Regions from separate parts of the Homo sapiens genome. Here all the other regions are linked to region 1. Evidence: chromatin contacts called from ENCODE Hi-C or POLR2A ChIA-PET data. All regions are on one chromosome and are shown on one strand. The core of a region is the stretch at or near the end of the contact, and the rest is flanking DNA. Distances in the headings are between cores, read along the strand shown.

Region 1 (3,072 bases), core at 344-2,843:
GGCTGATGTCGAACTCCTGACCTCAGGTGATCCACCCACCTCAGCCTCCCAAAGTGCTGGTATTACAGGCGTGAGCCACCACACCTGGCCAGATGGAGTCTGCTAGAGTCTCGGGGATTTTATAGGGACAGGATGGGGGCGTGGCAGGCCAGGGTGGTCTTTGGAAATGCAACATTTGGGCAGGAAAACAAAAATCCCTGTCCTCACCTAGGTTTGTGGGCACAGGCGGTGGGGGGATCCCTAGCCAAGGATCACGCCTTCCTCTACCCAGCTCTTCCTTCCCCCTTCATGAGGAGCAGGGAGTAGCAAGTCTTTTTTTTTTTTTTCCTCAACGTCCCCATGGACACCAAGGAAAAAAGTACTTCAGATGTCTTGGTGAGACAAATCAGAGGGTGGGAGATGAACCCCACAAAAATTCAGGGGCCCCCTCACCTCAGTGAAGGTTCTGGAGTCCAGAGGTTTGGAACAGGTGATAATTATTCTCCTTTTGATGTTATTTGTTATATTTTTTGTAGAGACGGGGGTCTTGCTATGTTGCCAGGCTGGTCTTGAACTCCTGGCCTCAAGCCATCCTCAGCTGAGTGCTTTTCTTTGACACTTAGTGAATGCTCAGGAACCACAGTCAGGATACTCAGGCGGGAACCGGGGTGGCTTCTCCCTTTTACCCTTTATCCCCATTCATGTGTTTCTTAGCCCCCCAGGGAAGAATGCTTCTGTGGGGGACGCAGCCACGATTCCTTGGAAGGAGAAGCTGAGCCCAGCCATGCTGGTCTCCTCCTGGCACTGATCTACAGACAGGGAGCAGCGCAGTGGAAGAGGGAAGATCCCAGGGCTGAAAGGCTGGGTGGAGGGCGCTGCTGGTCGCATTTCAGGGAACATTTTAAAGTGCAAAGCGGGCCGGGTGCGGCGGCTCACGCCTGTCATCCCAGCACTTTGGGAGCCCGAGGTGGGTGGATCAGAAGGTCAGGAGCTCAAGGCCAGCCTGGCCAATATGGTGAAACCCCGTCTCTACTAACAAACATTAGCCGGGTGTGGCAGCAGGCACCTGTAGTCCCAGCTACTCAGGAGGCTGAAGCAGGAAAATCACTTGAACCCGGGAGGCAGAGTTTGTAGTGAGCCGAGATAGCGCCCCTGCACTCCACCCTGGGCGACAGAGCAGGACTCCATCTAAAAAAAAAAAAAAAAAAAAAAGTGCAAAACGTTGGATATCACATCATTAATGCGGCATTTTGTGTTCAGAGCCAGTGGGACAGTGATTCCTGCACAAGATTCCTGAAAGCCTGGGGAGACTGAATTATGTTAATCTAAAAGGATCCCACCTAATTAGGAGATAAGAAATTTTTGCCTTCACCTGCACAGGAAGGGTGCACGGAAACACGTCATTTAGAACATCCCGGGCCCGAACATCGCGGGCCCTAACATCCAGGTATCCGTGCCACTTCTCCGTACCGGTCCAAGGAGGCCGCGGTGTTCGCGGCGGTCGCCGAGACCGGCGGGCTGTGGTTTCGAACCCGCGGCAACGGCGCGCGGCCGGAGGCGGCGCTCGGCCTTCGCGTTCCGCGGCGCCTGGCCCGGCGCGGCCGCCGTAGCGGGAGGACCCGAGCTACGGTGGCCGCGGGGCGGCGGTGGCGATTGGACTTGGTGGGTCCCGGGCCAGGGGCGGGCGCCGCCATGGGTAACCTGTTCGGCCGCAAGAAGCAGAGCCGCGTCACGGAGCAGGACAAGGCCATCCTGGTGAGGGCCCGGGCCCGGGGTCAGGGCTGGGGCCGGGACAGGCGACGGGGCCGGGGCGGGCGGCGGGGCCGGAAGAGCCCCGCGCCCTCGGCCCCCCGCGTTCGGATGGGGAAACTGAGGCGCAGCGCGCAGCCGGGCCCCTCGGTCTCTCCGCCCTGCGTCCCTCCTCGCCCGCGGGGCCTCGGGCCGGGGTCTCCTGCGCGGCGCCGTGGCTGCCGTCTTCCCCGGGGCCCGCGCGTCCGCCTCTGCGAGCCCCGCCGGGGTGGGCGCGGCTGGTGACTGCGGGATTCGACGCCGGCGTTCGGGGCTCGGCCACAGCCTGGCGGCCCGTCCGTGGGGTCCGCGCGGCGCTGGGCTTTCCCTGGCTCTGGGCCCGCGGGAGCAGGTCCCGGCTCTCCCGGAGTCGCTGCCCCCGCCCCCGTCCCGCGGCTCATTTGCCTCCTGGTGCCCTGGGCCGGAGCCCCGGCGGTGCTGCCGGCTTCGCGAGGCAGCGCGGGGCATCCCCTCTCCCTCACCCCATCCAGGCCAGGACTGGAAGGAAGTCTGCCCTGGTCCGAGGAGCGGCCGACAGGTGCGCCGAACGCCTGCCGGGGTCCTGCCGGGGTCCTGCCGGGCTTCCGCAGCGCCTGGGTACGGGACCACCGTGTTTGGCGCGTTTGTTTGCGGCGACTCCAGACTGACCCCCCGGGGCACAGCCGGGCCGGTGGTGGTGCCTTTTCCCATGTGAAAGTTAGCTTCTGTAGGAGGAGGAATCGCCTGGCATGTCAGGGACAGGGCGGGTTAAGAATAGTCCATTTTTGTAACGAGATAAACGTGTCACGAAAGAGACCCCGAAATGAAAGCAGGGCTAGCTTTTTCGGATGCTTTCTTTTCTAAATTTTGTGCAACAGAAATAGGTTAATTTTATACTAAAAGAGAAGCGAATGTAAATGAAAGAGGGAATCTTACGTTGGCATCTGAGTCCATAAGCTGTGAAAAGAAACAACGGGCACATTTGTCCCTAGAGAAGATGGGCACAGCGCTGGGCACCGTCCCGAGCTGCCTGCAAGACAGCTGGACCCAGCCTCCATCGTCCACCTTCCACCTACCCTGCCAGCCCCAAGGCACTCCCTCCCCTCTCTTTAAGGACTCAGCTCCGGTTTCTCTTCAAGCACAGCTTTCCACTTGCCAAGGGTCACTGTGGGCTCTCGGCTGTGCAGACCCGTGTTGCGGGCTGCCGTAGGTCTCCCTGGGATTTTGGGTGCTTGGGAACAGCATCCTTAGCACACACTAGCACAAATGATTGCTTTTTTTTTTCTGTTTTTCTAGGATAACAGGTGTTCCCCACGTGGCCTGTGA
Region 2 (3,072 bases), core at 375-2,874, 840 kb before region 1:
CAATAAGCTGAGATCATGCCACTACACTCCAGCCTTGGTGACAAGAGCAGGACTGTCAGAAGGAAAAGGAAGAAAGAAAAGGAAGAGAACTACAGGATAAAAAATGTCCCTGTCCCAAGCATTAAACACAGGCCATTTATCCCAGATGCTGGTCATTCCCATCTATGTGCCCAACCCAACCTCTTCTCCAGGCTCTCCCTCAACTTCCTCACATCTTTCAAACATACCAAGAGACAGCTCCTGATTCTGACTCTCTGGAGTGCTGCCTACCTAGCCAAATGTTTGCAGCATCAACCACCGGTTACTCAAAACACTCCAACTCTCCTCCTTCTGTCACTCACGTTCAATCCATCAGCCAATGCTGTCAGCTCCCTGGTACTCCATCTCCAAGGCAGCACAATCCTCTCTTCCCTGAACTGCAGCAAAAGCTCCCAACTCTCTTGTTTCCTCTCCTGCCTTGCCTCGCCTCACCTCAAATCTACAGACACCCAGAAGAATCTTTAAAACTGTAAATGTGATCGTGTCACATAGCTACTTAAAACCTTCCACTGGCTTCCCACTAGATTTCTAAATGAAATTCAAATTATTCGTCACCCTACACGTCTTTGCTAGATCTGCCCCGACTAGCTCTCCAAAATCCCACCACAGGGGACTTCTTTCAGTTCCTGGAATGCAGCTGGCTAAGGGCTGCAAGGCCCTGGCACCAGCTGTTCCTTCTGCCCCAACTGCTCTTCCCTCTTCTCATAACAGTCTCCTTCATCCAGAACTCTGCTCAAATGGCACCCCCTCCTGCGAACCCCCTTACCTCTCTGCTTTACTAATTCTCTCCTCCTTCCCAGTCCCACTCTATTCAATTACCCCGCTTCAGGTTCTTCAGGTTGCCTGGGCAACCTGACAGTATGCTTTCCCCCCAAACGAAATTCAAAACCCGTAAAGGCGCAAACCCTTCCGGTTTACCGCCAAAACCCCAGTACCTAGAAAAGCTAATAGGTAGAAATCAGTTATCTGCTGAATGAAGGACGCTGAGGTGCCTCGAAGCGGCTGCAGCCCCCGACAGACCCAGCGCCGAGCTCTGCACGGGGGACACACACCGAAAGCGCCGACACAGCCAGGCGTGAGGGCGAGGACGGGGGTGGGGGTGGGGGTCGGACGTCACTGGCCCCCGAGCCTCGACCCTGACCACGACCTCCGGAGCGCAGGGCCGGCCCGGGAGTCACCAGTCTGGCCCTCAGCCCCCGGCTCGCCCCCGACTCGCCCCCGGCTGGCCCCCGCGGCCCGCGCCCGCTCACCGTAAGCGTAGATGCCCCGCAGCAGGTCCTCCCGCAGGCCCATGGTGTCGAACGTGGGGGTCACATCCACCTCCTCGCTGGTCTCGAATTCCACTTTAGTCATGTCTTCCTCTTTGAGCAGCCGCTTTCGCGCCGAGCCCGAGGTCGCCATCGTGGCCGTGGTCGCCATGATTCAGAGTCCGCGGAAGAGCACAGCGCGCGCCGCTGCCGACCTCGCTGCCGCTGCCGACCTCGCTGTGCCGCTGCCGACCTCGCTGCCGCTGCCGACCTCGCTGTGCCGCTGCCGACCTCGCTGTGCCGCTGCCGACCTCGCTGTGCCGCTGCCGACCTCGCTGTGCCGCTGCCGAGAACAGACGCCTTAAGTATGCGAAAGCGAGAGACGTGCGTGCGTACGTGCGTACGTGCGTACGCGCGACGCGGCCACGCCTCTGGGGGACGGGGCACTCTTCGTCACGTGAAAGGGAACTGGGCGTTTGCCGCAGGGAAAAGTAAGGTGTTTCTGCTCTCGCGCCATATGCAGTTCCCGCGGGATCTCGTTGAGGGCGGGGCACCCAGTTCCTTACGAAAGGGATGGAGGGGGTGGTACTTCTAAAGTTGGCGGTGTTTCGTACCGGCCGCGGGATTTCGCGGACTGGGGCGCTGAGGTTCTTTGAGCGGCGTGTGGACCTGAATTCCCTGGAAACAGGCTGGGGCCGCGAGGGGCCTCCGCTCCGGGCGGGGTCCCCAGATAGCCCCGCCTCGAATAAAAATGACGAGCACGGGTCCTCTCTCGGGCCCGCAGTGGGTGGACTGCGTCGCAGACCCGTAGTGGAGGCGCCCAGCTCGCCGGGGAGATTCGAGTGGAAACCCTCACGGCCGCCGGTGGTGGGCCCCGGCGCGGCGCTGGGCTCCGGCGGGTCTGCGCTGGGGAGGGCCAGGGCCCCTGAAGCCGGCGTCCCTCTTAGGGGACGCGCCTGGGTGTGTCTTCACCGTTTGCCTGGTGAGTTGGAGACAGGGTCTCGCTCCGTCGCCCAGGCTGGAGTGCAGTGGTAGGATCAGGGTTCATTGTAGCCTCCGCCTCAGCCTCTGGAGTAGCTGGGACCTCAGGCGCGCGCCACCACGCCCGGCTAATTTTTTAAATTTTTTTGTAGAGACGGGGTTGGGGGAGGCGGGGGTTAGGGTTGTCCTGGCTGGTCTTGAACTGCGGGGCCTCAGGTGATCCGCCTGCCTTGGCCTCCCAAAGTGCTGGGATTACAGGCATGAGCCACTGTGCCCGGCAAGCAGCTGTTATAAATAAAATACATGCTGAGCCTGCAATTTGCTCTTAATGAAGGCCACTTGTCAGTAGACGGTGCTGCTAATGCGTGTCCTGCAGCAAAGATAACCCAGACGGGATCATTTTTTAATTGCCCAGCAGAACTTTAACCAGTTGTGCATCTTAACCTGCTTTTTGTTTGTTCGTTTGTTTGTTTTGAGACAGTCTGGCCCTGTCGCCCAGGCTGGAGTGCCATGGCGCGATCTCGGTTCACTGCAGCCTCCACCTCCCGAGCACAGGCGATCCTCCCGCCTCAGCCTCCAGAGCACCTGGGACCACAGGTGTCCACGCGCAGCCACTAACCGCTTTCTTATCTGACACTTTAAGTGCTTCTTCGTACCCAGCTCCTCTAACGCCTTTTGAAGCAGCTCCATCATCTTTGAAGGGCAGTTCATGCTGTTGAGAATCATGTTTTTAACTTTGGGAAAATTGTATTTCCACGAGCGCCAGCTCTGTCCTTTTTTTTTTTTTTTTTTTTTTTTTTTTTTG
Region 3 (3,072 bases), core at 383-2,882, 650 kb after region 1:
CTGTCGCCCAGGGTGGAGTCCAGTGACGCCACCTAGGCTCACTATGTTGTCCAGGCTGGTCTTGAACTCCTGACCTCAGGTGATCCACCCACCTGGGCTTCCCAAAGTGCTGGGATTACAGGTGTGAGTCACCGCGCCGGGCCTGGAGACCTATTCTAGACAACACCTGGCAAAACTGCAGAGACTGTCACAATGCTACAGTATGAACATTACTCTTCACCCAATACTGCTAAGCTTCCCCCAGAAATCCCAAATCTTCCTTAATATTAACCAAAATGCTCCTGTCCAATGGTCAGTTAGTTTTTTTCCCATCACATTTACTTTTGGGAAGAAACTTCTCACAACTTAACGAGGGACTGGTTTTCTGATTTGTCACTGATATTTTTTACGTTAAGGAGGAGTGTGTGACAATTTTTTTTTTTTTTTTGAGACGCAGTCTCGCTCTATAGCCCAGGCTGGAGTGCCATGGAGGGATCTCAGCTCACTGTAACCTCCACCTCCCGCGTTCAAGCAATTCTCCTGCCTCAGCCTCCCAAGTATCTGGGATTACAGTGCGCCATGACGCCCGGCTAATTTTTTGTATTTTTAGTAGAGACAAGATTTTGCCATGTTGGCCAGGATGGTCTCGAACTCCTGACCCCAGGTGATCCACCCGCCTCGGCCTCCCAAAGTGCTGACATCACAGGCGTGAGCCACTGCGCCGGGCCGACAATTTCAATTTCAGGTAAAAAGTGAAATCAACATCATTTACAACATTCCTTTTAAAGAGGAATTGTCAAGTTGTCCTTCCAAGTAAGGAGCAAAGCCGGCAAGTTACTGTGTTTTCATTTTCCCAGGTCTTCTGGTGGGGAGGGAGCTCTGTAACGTCCCCGTCTGCAGAGCTGCTCTCCTTAGTGACTCATGACAAGGCACTTGCTGGGAAGCGGGAGAGCAGGAGGAGAGAATCAGAGGGAGATTAGGATAAGAGGTGTCCCTGGCTCTGAGAGGGGCAGGACTGGCTGGGAGTCCCTGGAATTAGACCAGGAAGTCTCCTGGAGCCGGGAAACGGGTGGGGAAGGAGGGCGGTTTCTCTTCGCCACAGTCCATTCTCCCTGCTTAGAAAGGCTCGGCCTTTCCCTGCCCAGGGCGGGGAACCGGGGTCGTAAGTCCCCTGGGGAGGGACACGGACGGGAAGCAGCCGAGGGGGGTGAAAGTCCCCGAGAGGGGCCCAGCCACTACAGAGAAAGCCCTGGCGAGAGAAGAGAAAGGGGCCGAGTCGCGGCGCCGGCAGGCCCGCCTCCCCCACAGGCCGAGGCCGGCAAATCTGCTGCCTCATCCCGGCGTCCCCGCTCCCGCCCGGCCGCCGCACTCACGATGCTCTCGGCCATGGCGGCTGCTCCTGCCTCCGGGCTCGAGCCCCGGGCCGCCGCCGCCTGCCGCCCCAAGGGCCTCGCAGACCCGGCCGCGGCCTCAGCCCCGGCCCCGGCCTCCCTACGCCGCCGCCACCGCCGCTCCAGCTTCGCCCGCCCGGCTCCGCCAGCCGCCGACGTCCCGGTGCCTCGCTCAATACGCTCCCCTCGGGCGCGAGGCCGGGAAACCAGGTTCCGGCCCCACCAACGGCTCGACGCATGCGCAGGGCGGCGCCGCTGACCCGCCCCCGCCATCCCTGCAACTGGAGGAGGGGATTTTGGAAAGTTGCGTCTGAGATTACTTCTGCTCGTCCTCGGAAACCCAAGCGGCACAGGAAAGTCCAAAAAGGAAGCAAAGACGAGCATCCGAAGTCTCACCCAAAAATAACTACTGCTGCGTATTATAGCGTATTATAATTGGGGAAACAGCATTCCAAACTTCTCTCCATGCACAGGTAAGTAGAGAAACAATTTCAGGAAGGCAGGATCACACCTTCATGTTTTTTTTTTTAAGTATTTTTTAAATTTAACATAAGAAAAACAAACGAGTTTAAACTGCATTTCAGGCCGGGCGCGGTGGCTCATACCTGTAATCCCAGCATTTTGGGAAGCCAAGGTGGACGGATCACCTGAGGTCAAAAGTTCGAGACCAGCCTGGCCAAAATGGTGAAACCCCGTCTCTACTCAAAATACAAAATTAGGCCATACGCGGTGGCTCACGCCTGTAATCCCAGCACTTTGGGAGGCCGAGGCAGGTGGATCACCTGAGGTCAGGAGTTCAAGACCAGCCTGACCAACGTGGTGAAACCCCGTCTCTACTAAAAATACAAAAATTAACTGGGCGTGGTGGCGGGCACCTGTAATCCCAGCTACTCGGGAGTCTGAGGCCGGAGAATCTCTTGAAGCGAAGAGGCGGAGGTTAGAATGAACTGAGTTGGTGCCACTGCACTCCAGTCTGGGCGACAGAGTGAGACTTCATCTCAAAAAAAAAAAAAAAAGACGTCACTTCACAGATTCTAAGGATTTTTGGAGTTGGATACCAGGAAACCGGAAGACTAAATGTATACATATTTCACAACATCACAATTACTGTGACAGTTTTTTTAAACTATGTTAAATTACATTAATTGATTAAATTATGTTAGTAATTGTATTAGTTTGCTCAGGGTGCCACTGTAACTACCCAACATATTGTCCCTGCCCACTGCCTAGACTTTATCAAGACAGGGGAATTGCAATAAAGAGTTTAATTCACACAGAGCCAGCTTGTACAGGTTACTGAGGTTTTATTACTACTCAAAAAAAATTAGTGTCCTTGAGAATTCAGGGATCAGAGTTTTTTGTTTTTTGTTTTTTTTTGTTTTTGAGTCCGAATCTCACTCTGTCACCCACACTGGAGTGCAGTGGCGCGATCTCGGCTCACTGCAACCTTCACCTCCTGGGTTCCAGTGATTCTCCTGCCTCAGCCTCCCGGGTAGCTGGGACTACAGGCGCACACTACCATGCCTGGCTAATTTTGTATTTTTCGTAGAGACGGAGTTTCTCCATGTTGGTCAGGCTGGTCTTGAACTCCTGACCTCAGGTGATCCGCCCACCTGGGCCTCCCCAAAGTGCTGGGACTATAGACGTGAGCCACCGTGCCCGGCTGGGGATCCGCGGTTTTAAGGATAATTTGGTGGGTATG
Region 4 (3,072 bases), core at 241-2,740, 560 kb after region 1:
GGTCGTGCGGGACCCTGGAGCCTGATGGTGACACAGAGCACAGCACTGGAAGGAAGTGGGGGGCTGCAGGCTTTCCTGGGACCCCGGCTGGGGGCGTGTAGGAGGACAGCTCCACCTCACCGATCTGGCCTCCTGGCCGGGGGTCCTCCCCAGGACAGGGCTGCTCAAACAGCTGCATCTTCCATCGGGCAGGGCCCTGCACCAGGGTGACCAGCACACTGTCCAGCAAGGTGAACGCGCACAGCGCAGCATCGGGAAGGATGCAGGCATCGGGGTCCACAGGGATCACGGGGGAAGGCTGGTCACCGTCCTCGCTGTCCCTGTCATCCTGGCTCGTAGACCTTTGAGAACAGGGACGCACTGGTCAGGCCTGGGCAGGGTGGGATTCCCACGTTCTCTTCACAATAACCTGGCATGGAGTAGTCTGGCTCAGGGGTTCCCGCAGTGACCCCCAAGGCCGCTCAGCAGTCCATCTGCCACATGGCCTCCCACCTTCCCCACGAAGGATACTCTTGACAAGAAGTACCAGGCATCCAAAACCAGCGTGAACCGACACCTGTCAGCATAGAACCGTCAGGCTGAGGCCCAGGCTGCAAAGTGCACAGGCTGCCCCCTCTACAGCCTGGGCCGCGGTCAGCAGCTGCTGGCTCTGCACTGAAGACAGGCCTGGCTGCCCGGAGCTCGCTTCCTTCCAACCCAGATGGTGTCCACTGATCACTGACTCGGGGTCACGGTGCCTTTGCTGTCTCCTCCCTCCAATAAAGACCCAACCTCGGGGGCGTGTCTCACCAGACAGCACCGGGCCACCAGGGCCCAAAGGACAGGATCCCGCGCCCCGCCGTGGGCTTAACCATGTGAACCCCACTTACTAAGGACTGTGAGCAAGACACTTGCAGAAAGAGTGCTGGGGGCAGGGGCTCCAGATAATCGGGCAGGGATGGCGGCCGAGGCTTCAGAGCTGGCGGCAGCCCGGGTCCCCAAGCGCGATGAGGTGGGGCTGCTCGCTCTGAAGCAGTCCGGGGGCAGCAGGAGTGTGCGGGAGGGAGGCCGCGGGCCCGCCCTCACCTGCTCCTGCCCGGGTGGTCCAGCGACAGGCAGTAGAGGCCCCTCCGGGCGCACAGCGCGTACAGCAACCTGCGCGGCGCCAGCAGCTCCAGGTGCCACACCTGGTCGGGGAACCGGAACGCCGCCTGCGGACCGGGGCGCGGGTCAGGCCGACGCGACGCGCGGGCCCGCGGTCTTCATTTTCACGCGAACCGCCGCCCCCGCCCGGTCCCTCCCGCCCCCGCGGGCCGGCGCTCACGGTCAGCAGCCCGCCCTCCTGGTCGTACACGTAGACGAGCTCGCTCCCGGTGGACAGGAAGACCTCTGCCTCATGGCACAGCACGCGGGGCTTGCCCGCCGCCAGGCCCCCGAGAGGGCAGCAGAAGCCCGCCAGGTAGCGGACCCGCGGCGCGGCGCCGGCCATCGTGCGCGCGGGCCCGTCAGAGTGAGAAGCCCCGGCCGCGCGGCGGCGGCTCCGCCTCGGAGCGCTTTACGGCAGCCCGCTGTGCGGCGCGACCTCCGCCGTAAAGCGGTCGGCGGTGCCGGGGGCGGGCCGGAAAGGACGCGCTGCAGGGACTCCGGGAGCTGGGGCGGTCGCTGGTACCCACGGGGAGCAGGGGAGCCTTCCTAGGGGCCGCGGCACCGTGCCGCAGGTCGAGGTTGACCCGGCCGGGCTGGTGGGAGCCCTCGGCGGCTTCATGGCCCCGGCTGCTGCACGGGTTCCCCAGGGTGGGGAAGCGGGTCCTGGCCGAGCAGAGGTTGCTCTTGGGCGGGGCGTCTCCCCGGAGCAAGCGCTCAGCTACTCGGGCTTTTGCGTAAACGCCTCGATTCTCTGGGCTCTCGGAGAGCAGCTGGGTCCTGCCGGAGCGCACTCCAGCCGGGGTCGGGGTGGGGCAGCGCCGGCTCTTGTCGTCCTAGGGATGGGTCTCTGCCCTGTGCTCTGCGAGCCGCCCCGGCCGCCCCCGCGTTCAGGGCCCAGCGGAGTGAGCCAGCTTAGGTGGAAGTGCGTCCCTCCCTCCGTGGCTGAACACGTGGGGACAGGGAGTACACCAATGGGGTTTCTGGGTTGGGGGCAGAGGACAAGAAAATGACTGTGAGCCAGGGCAAGATACCTCCACCCTCTCCCTCCTGGCAGCTCTCCACTTCCTCCAGGAGAGAAGTACTGACCAGAGAACGCCCGTGGAGGGGCCTGCAGTACGGACACCTGCTCCATGCCCGGAAGAGAGCGGAAACCAGGCACACCATTCACAAGTAAATGACCAAGGAACCCCGCCCCCGGCCCGCCTCCCTCCGTTTAAGAAGCCAATCTGAAGAGCGCTAAGGCCAGACACCCTCGAGGGAGAATCTAGGGGCAGGGCTGCAAAACTGGGCTTGGAAGTTAGGCAGACATCGTGGAGTCCGGGTGCACCTGCTGGAGCACAAAGCACCACTTGCAGACATCCTGACCGCCCCCCTTTGAGGTTGGGGTGGGGACTGACCCCAAGGCAACGGGGATGTCTGATTCTGAATGTTGGGTTAGACAGACTCAAGTGCGGCACCTGGAGTCAGTTCCTTGCTCCTCTCTTCTCGCCAGGGCTGCTCTGAAGGTGTTTGGGCTGGAAATGCTGTCTTTGATGCTGGGGAGTGGGGAGAGGAGGGCCAGGTGCATCTCATTTGGCCTTCAGAGTCAGGAAGTCAGATGCCGCATCGTTGTGAATTTCCCCACAGGGATCCTCCGCTGGTCTTCTGACCGAATTTCCCCACAGGAATCCGCAGGTCTTCTGACTGCTAGTTTTAACCCTCTGAAGCCTTGTGAGTCACTCGCTCACACACACCAACCCCATCCAGTCCTCCCAGGCCATCTCTTCCATACGGATGGTAACATGCCAAGACTGTCCTAGAGGAAATGATCACGATCACGTGGAGGAGGAAACGGACGTGGGAGAAGGCCCGCCAAACCAGCAGCCTCACCCCGCGGTTTACTCCGCTGCCCACCCCACTCTGCTCCGGGGGCTGGCAGGCTTTTGGCCCCACGCCAAGCCCAGCTCC

Evidence for each region. Hi-C counts contacts between places; a loop is a spot of excess contacts on that map. ChIA-PET counts read pairs that join two places held with the same protein, here RNA polymerase II (POLR2A). Pooled maps may share reads with other maps.
Region 2: a loop to region 1 is called in a pooled map, with 6 times the contacts of the local background. The contact joins the promoter of EIF4A3 here to the promoter of CHMP6 in region 1. A Hi-C loop is called at or near these places in 2 of 37 single-sample maps with no recorded cell type and 7 of 50 pooled maps. POLR2A ChIA-PET finds 5 or more read pairs at or near these places in 1 of 52 experiments (activated CD4-positive, alpha-beta T cell).
Region 3: a loop to region 1 is called in a pooled map, with 6 times the contacts of the local background. The contact joins the promoter of TSPAN10 here to the promoter of CHMP6 in region 1. A Hi-C loop is called at or near these places in 1 of 50 pooled maps. POLR2A ChIA-PET finds 5 or more read pairs at or near these places in 2 of 52 experiments (HEK293 and WTC11).
Region 4: a map of CD4-positive, alpha-beta T cell shows a loop between it and region 1 (6-fold over the local background). The contact joins the promoter of FAAP100 here to the promoter of CHMP6 in region 1. A Hi-C loop is called at or near these places in 1 of 168 maps with a recorded cell type or tissue (CD4-positive, alpha-beta T cell) and 1 of 50 pooled maps.

What each region holds. Positions count from the first base shown.
Region 1 is chr17:80,990,248-80,993,319 of GRCh38, forward strand. It overlaps CHMP6 (charged multivesicular body protein 6), which reads left to right and starts at 1,594. Exons shown (of 8, transcript NM_024591.5): 1 at 1,594-1,734. The coding sequence starts at 1,672. RefSeq lists silencers at 1,487-1,816, 1,947-2,096, 2,107-2,296.
Region 2 is chr17:80,145,504-80,148,575 of GRCh38, forward strand. EIF4A3 (eukaryotic translation initiation factor 4A3) reads right to left here and starts at 1,625. Exons shown (of 12, transcript NM_014740.4): 1 at 1,290-1,625. The coding sequence starts at 1,458. RefSeq lists enhancers at 852-1,566, 1,567-2,279, 2,280-2,993, 2,994-3,072 and silencers at 1,204-1,253, 2,094-2,283.
Region 3 is chr17:81,635,564-81,638,635 of GRCh38, forward strand. It overlaps TSPAN10 (tetraspanin 10), which reads left to right and starts at 1,633. Exons shown (of 4, transcript NM_001290212.2): 1 at 1,633-1,843. It overlaps NPLOC4 (NPL4 homolog, ubiquitin recognition factor), which reads right to left and starts at 1,549. Exons shown (of 17, transcript NM_017921.4): 1 at 1,353-1,549. The coding sequence starts at 1,367. RefSeq lists a silencer at 1,279-1,488.
Region 4 is chr17:81,550,863-81,553,934 of GRCh38, forward strand. It overlaps FAAP100 (FA core complex associated protein 100), which reads right to left and starts at 1,491. Exons shown (of 9, transcript NM_025161.6): 1 at 1,304-1,491; 2 at 1,066-1,190; 3 at 1-341. The coding sequence starts at 1,468. LOC124904085 (a long non-coding RNA gene) reads left to right here and starts at 1,497. Exons shown (of 2, transcript XR_007065947.1): 1 at 1,497-1,644; 2 at 2,180-3,072. RefSeq lists silencers at 1,058-1,157, 1,218-1,457, 1,598-1,757, 2,338-2,417, 2,428-2,497 and enhancers at 1,898-2,017, 2,547-3,072.